Regions from separate parts of the Mus musculus genome. Here region 2 is linked to region 1. Evidence: chromatin contacts called from ENCODE Hi-C data. All regions are on one chromosome and are shown on one strand. The core of a region is the stretch at or near the end of the contact, and the rest is flanking DNA. Distances in the headings are between cores, read along the strand shown. Region 1 holds the start of Slc15a4 (solute carrier family 15, member 4). Region 2 holds the start of Stx2 (syntaxin 2).

The links. A loop is a pair of places that touch in the nucleus more often than their neighbours do.
Region 2: a map of gastrocnemius shows a loop between it and region 1 (4-fold over the local background). The contact joins the promoter of Stx2 here to the promoter of Slc15a4 in region 1. A Hi-C loop is called at or near these places in 5 of 37 maps with a recorded cell type or tissue (T-helper 1 cell, gastrocnemius, heart and 2 more).

The regions. Positions count from the first base shown.
Region 1 is chr5:127,615,391-127,620,399 of GRCm38, forward strand. It overlaps Slc15a4 (solute carrier family 15, member 4), which reads right to left and starts at 2,002. Exons shown (of 8, transcript NM_133895.1): 1 at 1,425-2,002. The coding sequence starts at 1,979.
Region 2 is chr5:129,006,077-129,011,085 of GRCm38, forward strand. It overlaps Stx2 (syntaxin 2), which reads right to left and starts at 2,496. Exons shown (of 11, transcript NM_007941.3): 1 at 2,318-2,496. The coding sequence starts at 2,347.

The DNA of each region.
Region 1 (5,009 bases), core at 752-3,251:
TTAATCCCAGCACTTGAGAGGCAGAGGCTGGTGAACTTCTGAGTTCGAGGCCAGCCTGGTTTACAGAGTGAGTTCCAGGACAGCTAGGGCTACACAGAGAAACCCGGTCTTGAAAAACCAAAAAAAAAAAAAGAAGAAGAAAGAAAGGAAGAAAGCAAGCTTTATCCTGAGAGCCTGACACTCAAACCCCACATAATTTCCACTGCTTACAAAATACTCTATTTGCATCTGACCACTAGAACTATTCTTGGCATGGGAGTCCCCTAAGAAAGGGAAGCAGAGCAGATGTGGCTCCACAGCTCTGGCTCCCTCCTCATCCCTTGTTCTTGGATGTCAGAGTAGCAGCGAATGATGCTGGTCTTTCCCACCTGCCACACCCTACCCCAAAACTTACTTAAAGCATTAAAGATGGAAACTAAGCGCTTGCCTGTCTCTTGCCCCTAACTTTGTAAAAGGGAAGCTAGGGCAGTGTCAGAGCCTTTGTACATGTCTATCCTCCAAGTCATAACTTCACCCTTTTCTCTTTCAGATCTCAACGCAGATGACTCCACCAACAGAACGTCCCTTCTCCTTAAAACCACAATGGTTACTGCATCACGAATAAATCCCACCTCAACTCTTCCTTACCACCCAGATCATAACTGTTTATACAGCTTTCCCCTATTCCAGTACTTCCACCACCACCCCCCCACACACACACACACAAAGCTCCCCCAGAGCAGAGGGTGGGTGTTGTTCTCTCCCCTCCTACAGTCCCCTACCAGATGCAAGAGCAGATGTGGACAGCGGTGCGCACAGGGGAGGGGAAGGGGCTGTTACTCCCTCTTACTCAGTCCTGGACCTAGTGCCAGGTGTGGAATGGGTTCTACTCATGGGCTTCCTCCCCACACGCATTAGAGGGAGTCTTGCCCTTCCTCCTACCCACTCGGGTGTTGGAGCAGATGGGTTTCCTCCTGCCACTCTCCAAGGGAAGAGCAGGTCTCCTTCCTCACCTCCACTAACAAGGAGGGATCAGAGGCAGGTGGCCTTCTTCTCTGCACTACAAGGGAGATTCCCTGGGTTGGGAAATTCCTCTCCCTCACCTTAACCTTTCTCTAGATCTGAGGCGATGTGGGGTGCAGGTCTATGGGTTGGGAAGCTTGGTGGGCAGCCCTGTGCTTTCCGATCGATTGCGCATAGGTGCAGAGGCAAGTGGGGATGTAGGCTTAGGTGTTTGGGGTGGCTCCTTTTTTCCAATCAGTGGAAGAACCCTGGGGGACAGGAGGTGCAGATGATACACAGGCTACCGTGCCAGTTCCCCCGTGTCCCCAGCGTTGTTAAAGTCAACGCTTAGGTTCGGGTAGCCGTGGTGCGCAGGAGGTGCGGCGGGGGGGGGGGGGGTGGTGGTCCCCAAACCCGGGAAGACCTGAGCGGGTCCGGCTCACCTGATCGGCGCCGAAGGGCGTGATGTTGGCCTTGACCGTGGCCACCCCGAGACCCACGAGCACGAGCCCCGCGAAGGTGGCGGGGGCACAGCGGCGCGCGGCGTTCTCGGGACACGACGCTGACCCGTTGGGGAAGGGCGCCGAGCAGTTGCGCACGAGCTCGGGCCGCGGGTCCCCGCAGAGGAAGGAGCGCGAGCGGGGCGCGGCCAGCAGCGGGAAGGCCAGCAGGCCCAGCAGGTAGAGGGCCAGGCTGAGCAGGATGGCGCGGGCCCGGCCGAGGCGGGCGTCGGCGAGCCAGCCCCCGAACGGCGAGCCCAGATAGGTGAGGCCCATGAAGAGCAGCAGCGCCTGGCTGGCCTGCGCGCCCTCCCAGTCGAACGGCGCGCCATTCAGGAACAGCACCAGGTTGGCCGTGACGCCGTAGAAGGCCGCGCGCTCCAGCAGCTCGGCCAACAGCACCGCCCCGCACGCCGCACGCCGCCCCGCGAACACCGCGGACGCCGCCGACACTGCCGGACGCCGCGAACCCAACAGCGGCGCCCGCTCGCCCTCCATGGCCGGTTCACTGAGGACTCGGTAGCCCAACTCTCGCGAGACAGCGAGTTCCCTCCCTCTCCCGCCGCCGCCTTTTAACTGGGCAAGCTGGGCGGGGGTGGCTGCCGGTTCCGCCCCCGGAAATCCGGCCAAGCGGGCCTTTCACTTGACAGCGGTTTGTTGTTGAGATGCGTGGAGGGATGGTGGTTCCTATGGCTGGAGGGGTTCCACCGGGAAACTGGAACCCTAGACTCCGAGGTTCCGGCCCCAAACTGGGTTCCTAATCCAGGTCACCAGGGTCTAAATCTTCCCTTCTTGCCATCTTCTCAGGACCCAGGCGTCAAGTGTAACAGTCTCGGCCTCCTCTCCCTCTCTTGGTATCTCACTTTTCTGTCTCTTCTTAAAACAAAAATTACTAAAATTTATTTATTTTTGGTTTTTTTCGAGACAGGGTTTCTCGGTGTAGCCCTGGCTGTCCTGGAACTCATTTTGTAGACCAGGCTAGCCTCGAACTCAGAAATCCGCCTGCCTCTGCCTCCCAAGTGCTGGGATTAAAGGCGTGCGCCACTACCGCCCTGCTGCTGCTGCTGCTTCTTCTTCTTCTTCTTCTTCTTCTTCTTATTATTATTATTATTATTTTAAGGACTGAAGAGATAACTCCACAGTTAAGAGCACTGGCTGCTAGTCAGAGGTTCTGGGCTCGATTCCCAGCACCCACCTTGTGTCTCCTAACAATCTGTAACTCTAGTTCCTCGTGGATCCGGCACCTTCTTCTGGCCTCCAGGGCTACTGCACACACACAGGGTGCACAGACCTCCATGAACGCAAAGCATCCATACACATAAAACTAAACACATCTTTAGTGGCACATGCCACTAATCCCAGCTCTTGGGAGGCAGAGGCGGGCGAATCTCTGTGAGTTCGAAACCAGTGTAGTCGACACAGTGAGTTCTGCCAGGGCTGCATAGTGAGACCCTGTCTCAAAAAAAAAAAAAAAAAAAAAAGGAAAGGAAAAAAGAAAAAGAAAGAAAGAAAGGGAAAGAAAAGAAGAAGAGAAAAGAAAAGAAAAGAAAAGAAACTAAAACCAAAACCTTTATTTACAGCCTATAACTGACTCTTAGTCCTGCTGGTAAGTAAGACTGAGTCTTGGAACGTTTGCTTAAAGACTGGACCAGTGAGATGGCTTACCAAGTAAAGGTGCTTGCTACCCGGCCTGGTGATAGCCTGAGTTCTATCCCCCTGCTGGGAGCCCCACACAATGGATAGACAGCAGACACTGCATGTATGTCCACACATACAGACACAGGCAATTAAAAAGAAAAAGTTCTGCTAAGCTAAGCATGACATACTTGAACAAACTCTGTATTGGAATGATAAGGCTAATAAACCATTTGGACTGACTGAGCTGGTAACTCACTGCGCAGTCTGACTGGTACTAACTAATCCGATGGGTCAGTCTCTTCAGGGAAATGGCGAAGCTAATGGCTCGGAGGGGCCTTGGAGTTAAGTGTGTGGAGGGAGGAATTTTAGGCAGTGTGCTGGGGCCCCTGAACTTGGTACTTTGAGGATGGAGACAAACCCAGAATGCAGAATATTCTAGTGTGGTCACAGTGTTGGAGGTGGTGGTGGGAAGTGACCCAATGGCACAGTTAGCTTCAGTTGTCAATGTCACACACAAGGGAAGAGGAAACTTCAGCTGAGGAATTGCCCCCAACAGATTGGCCTGTGGGCACGTCTGTGAGAGCATTTTCTTGCTTGGTGATTGATGTGAGAGGGCCCAGCCCCACTGTGGGTGATGCCAACCCTGGGCAGGTGATCCTCGGCTGTATAATGAAAGTAGCAGGACAAATAAGTAGCATTGTTCCATGGCTCCTGCCTTCAGCTTCCGGTCTCCAACTTCCTGTCTCAAGTTCCCATCCCGACTTCCCTTTTGGAAGGATTATAACCTGAAAGACCACCCTTTCCTCCCCAAGTTGTTTTTGGTCAGGCACAACACCAGAAATCAAACAAGCAACAAATTACACAAATCGTAAGATCCTACTTCTATAAATATTTGGTTATCTTTTATTTGTGTGTACATGTGTGTGCGTGAGTGCGTGCGTGCGCATGTGCATTCACGAAGTACCCTCAGAGGCAAGAAAACACCATAGCCCTTGAAACTGGAGTTACAGGTGGTTGTGAGCCATTGATGTGGGTCCTAAGAACTAAAGTTAGTTTCTCTGGAAGAACAACAAATGACCTTAACAGCTGAGCCACCTTAACAGTCCTCAGCACGATCTTGTTTTCTTTGAAATATATGAAATAGGCAAATGTCATGTTAGGCAAGGGTTCCCAGTCAAGGCCAGGGGCATTGTACAACCAGAGAGTGACTGCCAGAATGCACGGTTTTGGGGCATGCATGCCTTAAAATTAGTTGTATGGTGTGGTTTGAATAGGTTTGGCCTCCATATACTCATGGGTTTGAATGCTTGGCCCAAGAGGAATGGTACTATTAAGAGGTGTGGCCTTGATGGAGGAGGTATGGCACTGTGGGGGTGGGCTCTGAGATCTCCTGTGCTTAAATTTTCTTAGGATCAAGATGTAGAAATCTCAACTCCTCCAGCACCATGTCTGCCCGCACGCTGCCATGCTTCCTGCCATGATGATAATGGACTGAACCTCTGAACTCTGAGCCAGCCTCAGTGAAATGTTTTCTTTTATAAAAGTTGCCTTGGTCATGGTGTCTCTTCACAGCAATGGAACCCTAAGACTTTAGGACCTATGAATAAAATAAAACACAGTCTTTATTCATGTGAAGTTGGTAAACCGCATGATCCATTGGCCATATCTTGGTAGAGCTGTTACCAGCTGGAAGTGAGCCAGTGATTGAAAATGAAGAGGCTGACGTTGCAGAGATGATTCGGCCGTTAAGTATACATACAGGCCTTGCAGGGAAGAGGAGTTAGGTTCCCAGAACCCATGTAGTGTGGCTCACAAACACTTGTAACTCCAACTCCAGGTCATCTGATGTCCTGTTCTGGCTTTTGAGGACACTGCACTTGGGTATACAAA
Region 2 (5,009 bases), core at 1,246-3,745, 1.4 Mb after region 1:
GGAGAAACCTGGAGACAAGGGTCAGCAGCAGCAGCAGCAGCAGCGGCAGCACAAGGGTCAGTGATTGCATAGAAGGAAACGGATCAACAGCTCTAGGGAGTAACAGGAAGGCGCAGAGGACTGTCAGAGTTGAGGCCGGAGGCGCACAGCACGGAAGCGCTTAAAGGCCAGAGAAGCAGGGGCTAGAGAGACAGCTCAGTGGTTAAGATTGCTCTTCCAGAGGATCAGGACTCAATTCCCAACACTTACACGACAGTGCCTAACTTTCTCTGACCCCAGGAACCAACACTCTCACACAGACACACGTGCCGGCAAAACACCAATGCACGTCAAATAGAAAAATAAATAAATTATTTAAAAAGGAAGTGGTGGTGACAGAGAAGAGGATCCGGCACCTAGTCACCGGAACAGTCCCAAAGAGCTGCCCAGGGACACTTGCTCTGGGTCCCACTCCTAGCACCTGAGCTGTGACACTACAGGGCGCCACCTGCTGCTGCTCTTCCAGGCGGTCCACAAAACCTGCCAAGAGTCCAGCGCTGGCAGTTTGCAAACTGCTCTCCTTCCCAGGTTTCCCCCTCAATCCAGCCAAGGGTCTCCCCCCCCCAACAAACTCCCCCAGGCCAGTGGGGGGGTCATAAAGCCTATCAGCACAGCAACACAGATGCTCCGTGTGTAGACATGTAAAAGCTGCTGTGCTCAAGGGAGCAGAGAACAGACTGGTTACAGGGTCTGGGAAGAATGGACGTGAGCAGCGCACACAGGTGGCTCTGGGGTCCGGCTGGATGGAAAAGACTGCCTTCCAACGTTCTGCATCGCAGTGCGTGGCTGTGGCTGATGCCTGCAGTAGCCAGTGAGGAGGGTCTTGAGGTTGTCTCTCTGTTTCTTAAGACAGGGTTTCTCTCTCTGTAGCCCTGGTTGTCTTGGAACTCACTCTGTAAACCAGGCTAGCCTTGAACTCAAAAGAGATCTGCCTGCCTCTGTCTCTCAAACGCTGGGATTAAAGGTGTGCGCCACCACAGCCTGGCTGGTCTTGAAGTTCTCATCCCAAAAGAATGATAAACACCTGAAAGGGTAGGGCCAAACGCCATGACTGGGCCTGCACTGTATATATGTTCTGAATGTCACATCTACCCCAAAACTGGGTACAATAACTGACCGCTGCAAATGCAGATATACTGTATACACACTCCCCGTTAAAAAGCTCAGCTTTTCTCTTCTCAAAATGCTCACTAGTGACTAAAAGCCTGTGTTAAAACGTAAATACAGTTCTGGCCCCCAGTGGGTAGTGCTGACCGAAGCAGGTACCTAGCCCCTGAGCTCCAGGTTTGTGTGGGGTGTCTGTGAGAGACTCAGCACAGCATTCTGTATCAGGCCATGAAATAAAGCAGTTAGAAAGGGTATCATCCAGGGTGGGGCAGGCAGTTGGAGAGGCTGTGATAAGAGCCTTGCAAAAAAAAAAAAAAAAAAAAAAAAACAGGCAGGCAGTCCAACATCAGCCCAAGCGCAGCCCTTGCTCCTTGCCTAAAACCCTGAGCCACACTCTCACCCACTGAAATCAACCCTGTCAGGTGGCCAAGAGGACTCCGACCCAAACATCGGTACACAGGAGTAGTGCCAGGGCAGGCGGAGAGGACTCACCTCAGACACCTACCAGCATCTGTGCCCAGAAGTGCCCTGTAAGATGCTCCCAGCACCGGCCCCGAACCTCTCCCACAGCCCATTCCTGGAGTCCCAACAAACTGTGACCCTTGGAACCCAAGGAAGACCAGGAGCCTTGTCGCAAGAATCGACTTGCATGCAGCCCTGACCAGGGTCTCCTGGAGACCTCCCAAGAATGCTCCTGAAGCCCCACCCTAACACCCCTGAAGACGCCAAGGACCCCAGAGCCCTTTCCCTGAGACTCTGCTCAGAAACACCGATTGGGTTCCTCTTGTGCATCTTGTGACTCTTGAAGAACCGAAAGCTCCCTGGGACCCTGCTAGGAGGCTGCCTGGATCCTTCCTGAAGACTACGCCCTGCCATCCCTGGAGACACCGAAGCCTCTGGAGGCCCCGGGGCTCCTAGAACCCTCTTATTAGATTCCCTCCTAGAGACGCTGCCCAGTTGCCTCCAGGGGCGTTCCTCCTCGGAGCTCCCTCCCCAGGTTCCCCTCCTGGACTCCCCTCCGTCCCCCTACTCAGACTCCTCCTAAGGTCTTGCTTCTGGACTCCCCTCCTTGCGTCTCTCCACCCCAACTCCCCAGGTTCTTCCTGGGGTTTTTGCCCGACCCACAACAGCTCGCCCGCCGGCTCAGACCGCTATGCGGCTTTCTGCTCACCGCCGTGAGGTCGGGCAGCCGGTCCCGCATCCCCACCGGCCAGCAGGGCGGGGCACCCGCCGCTCAGCTGCCCCGCCGCACACTCTCCGGTGGCCGCGTCGCCGCCTCTGCCTGCCGGGGTCCTGGCCCCGCGCCGCCGCCCTCCCTCGGGCAGGCGCTGCCACGGCAACCGCGCCCGCGCTCTCTGCGCTTGCGCCTGCCCCACCCCCTCCCGCGGGACCCAAGGCACCTGGGCGGGTCGTCGCGAGGGGTGGGGAAGTGGGTGTGGTTCCATCTAGGGGCGGGGCCTGGCCTAAAGTCCTCTCGCTGCGTGGCTTGACTAGTTAACACACTGTCCATCCTTGCTGGTTTCTGCACTTTCGCTCGTTTTGTTTACTTAAAACTTTCGAGAGCTGGGGCTATAGGTCAGTGGTTAGCCTTTGCCCACCATGCCCTAGATTTAAAGCCCAACAGCGGAAAAAGCAAAATTCTAAATTCACCATTACAGCACACACTGACAGCAAAGGAATTAGAATAAGGTAGGCTCACCGATTGATCACCTAACCCTGAGAGCTCCACACCTGGGTCCTCAAAGAAAACCTGCAGGTCCCACCCTGGATGCAGTTCTGGTGGGAGAATCAGGCAAAGCGGTTGCTTTTCTGGTCACTGTGGCAGTCTACCCATCAAAAGCTAAGTAAGGGAGGAAGGATTTATATTGGCTCATGGTCTCAGGGGCTAAAGTTCATTGTGTCAGAAAAGTTATGGCTGCAGATGGCCGCCAATGTTGGGGGAGGGGGGGAAGAGGGGACATTAACCTTAACCCTTCACATTTTGGAGGGACAGGAGGCCAAGGCAGACATGACAGGTGTGGTCCAGGCTAGAGCCCTCGAGGGTAGATTGTCAGCCACTCACTTTCTACAGTGAGACCACCCTTCCTAAAAGTCCCACAACCTCCCAAAAGCCTGCCACCAGCTGAGAAACAAGTATTCCAACACAGGAGTCTGCAAAGACATTTCACAGTCAAATAACAACCCAGGAAAGGAGACCGATTAACACCTAACACCAGCACAGAGGTGTGCATAGGGTAGAGAGTGGGGAAGACCAGAGGTGTGCCCCTCCTAGAGAGCCAATACCCCAGTGATGGTAAAATTTGATTGTCACCAAAGAGAGAAGCCTCTGGGCTCCTTTAGGAGGGATTGTCTAGATTAGGGAAATTGACAAGGGGAAACTCTTCTTAACTGTGGGCAGCACCATCCCACGTTCTGGGGTCCTGATTCAAAAAGAGGAGGCAGTGAGCTGAGTGCCAGCATCCATCACTTTCTGCTTCCTGACTGTGGATGCCATGTGACCAGATACCTCAACCCGCTGACATAACTCTCCTACCATGACAGGCTCCAACTGTGAGGGAAAGTTACCCTATCCAACTTCCTCTCTCTCTCTCTCTCTCTCTCTCTCTCTCTCTCTCACACACACACACGCACACACACACACACACACATTTACTTATGGGTAGCACACATGTAGAGATGAGAGAACAACTTTCAGGATTTGGTTCTTTTCAACTATGTAGGTTCCTGAGACAGAACTCAGGCCAGGCTTGGTGGGAAATACTTCTAACTGCCGAGCCATCTCACCGGCCGGTGGCTTTCATTCTTAGCGTGTGAGCTAAGTCTCTGCAAGATGGGGCACACTTACCAGTACTGTGTCACAAATTTGCACGGGAGCCTATCCTTATGTTGGTGTTCCCCAAATATGAACCGAGTTGGACACGGTCTAGGACTAATGCTTCAGGCAGCAAGGCAGATCTGAGAAGAAAAAAGGAAGGAAGGAGGGAAGGAAAGATGGAGGGAGAAGAGAACTTTTTGTTTGTTTGTTTGTTTTCTGTTTTGTTTTTATTGTCGTCTTTTATTTTGGTTTTGGATTTGTCTTTTTCCAGACAGGGTTGTCTTTGTGTATTCCTGGCTGTCCTGGAACTAGAGCTGTAGACCAGGCTGGTCTTGAACTCACAGAGATCCACCTTTCTACCTCTCCTGAGTGCTGGGATTAAAGGTGTGTGCCACCATCTCCCGGCCAAGCATGTATATAATTTATAAAAAACATTTAAACTCTAAAGATAGAAGGCTTTAGGTCGTGAGGGCAGTCTTGTTTTGCTTTGTTTCTTTGAGACAAAGTCTCCAGGCTGGCCTCAAACCTCCCCCCCCCCCCACCCCCATGTAGCTGAGGATGACATGAACTTCTGACCCTCCTGCATTAGCCTTCTAAATGCTGGGATCTCAGACATGTCATACTATGTCTGGGAACAAAAGCAGGTTGAAGGTTACATTTCTATTCTGAGTGTGGCTCCTACCTGTAGTTACAGGATCTGGAGGCTGAAGCAGGAATGATACAAAATTGAGCCAACACAGACTACATAGTGTGAGACCCTGTTTCAACAACAACAACAACAATCTAGTTCTGTATTGTTTCAATGGGAAAACATGCTAAAAAAAAAAAAATCCAGGTAGCATGGAGACACTGTGGGGACCAAGAGAATGAAACAACTACAAAGTGATCTTTTTTTAAAAAATATATTTATTTATATTATTTACATATATGAATACATCATAGCTGTCTTATGGTAAGAAGAGAGCATCAGATCCCATTACAGATGGTTGTGGGCCACCATGTGGTTGTTGGGAATTGAACTTAGGGCCTTTGGAAGATTAGTCAGTGC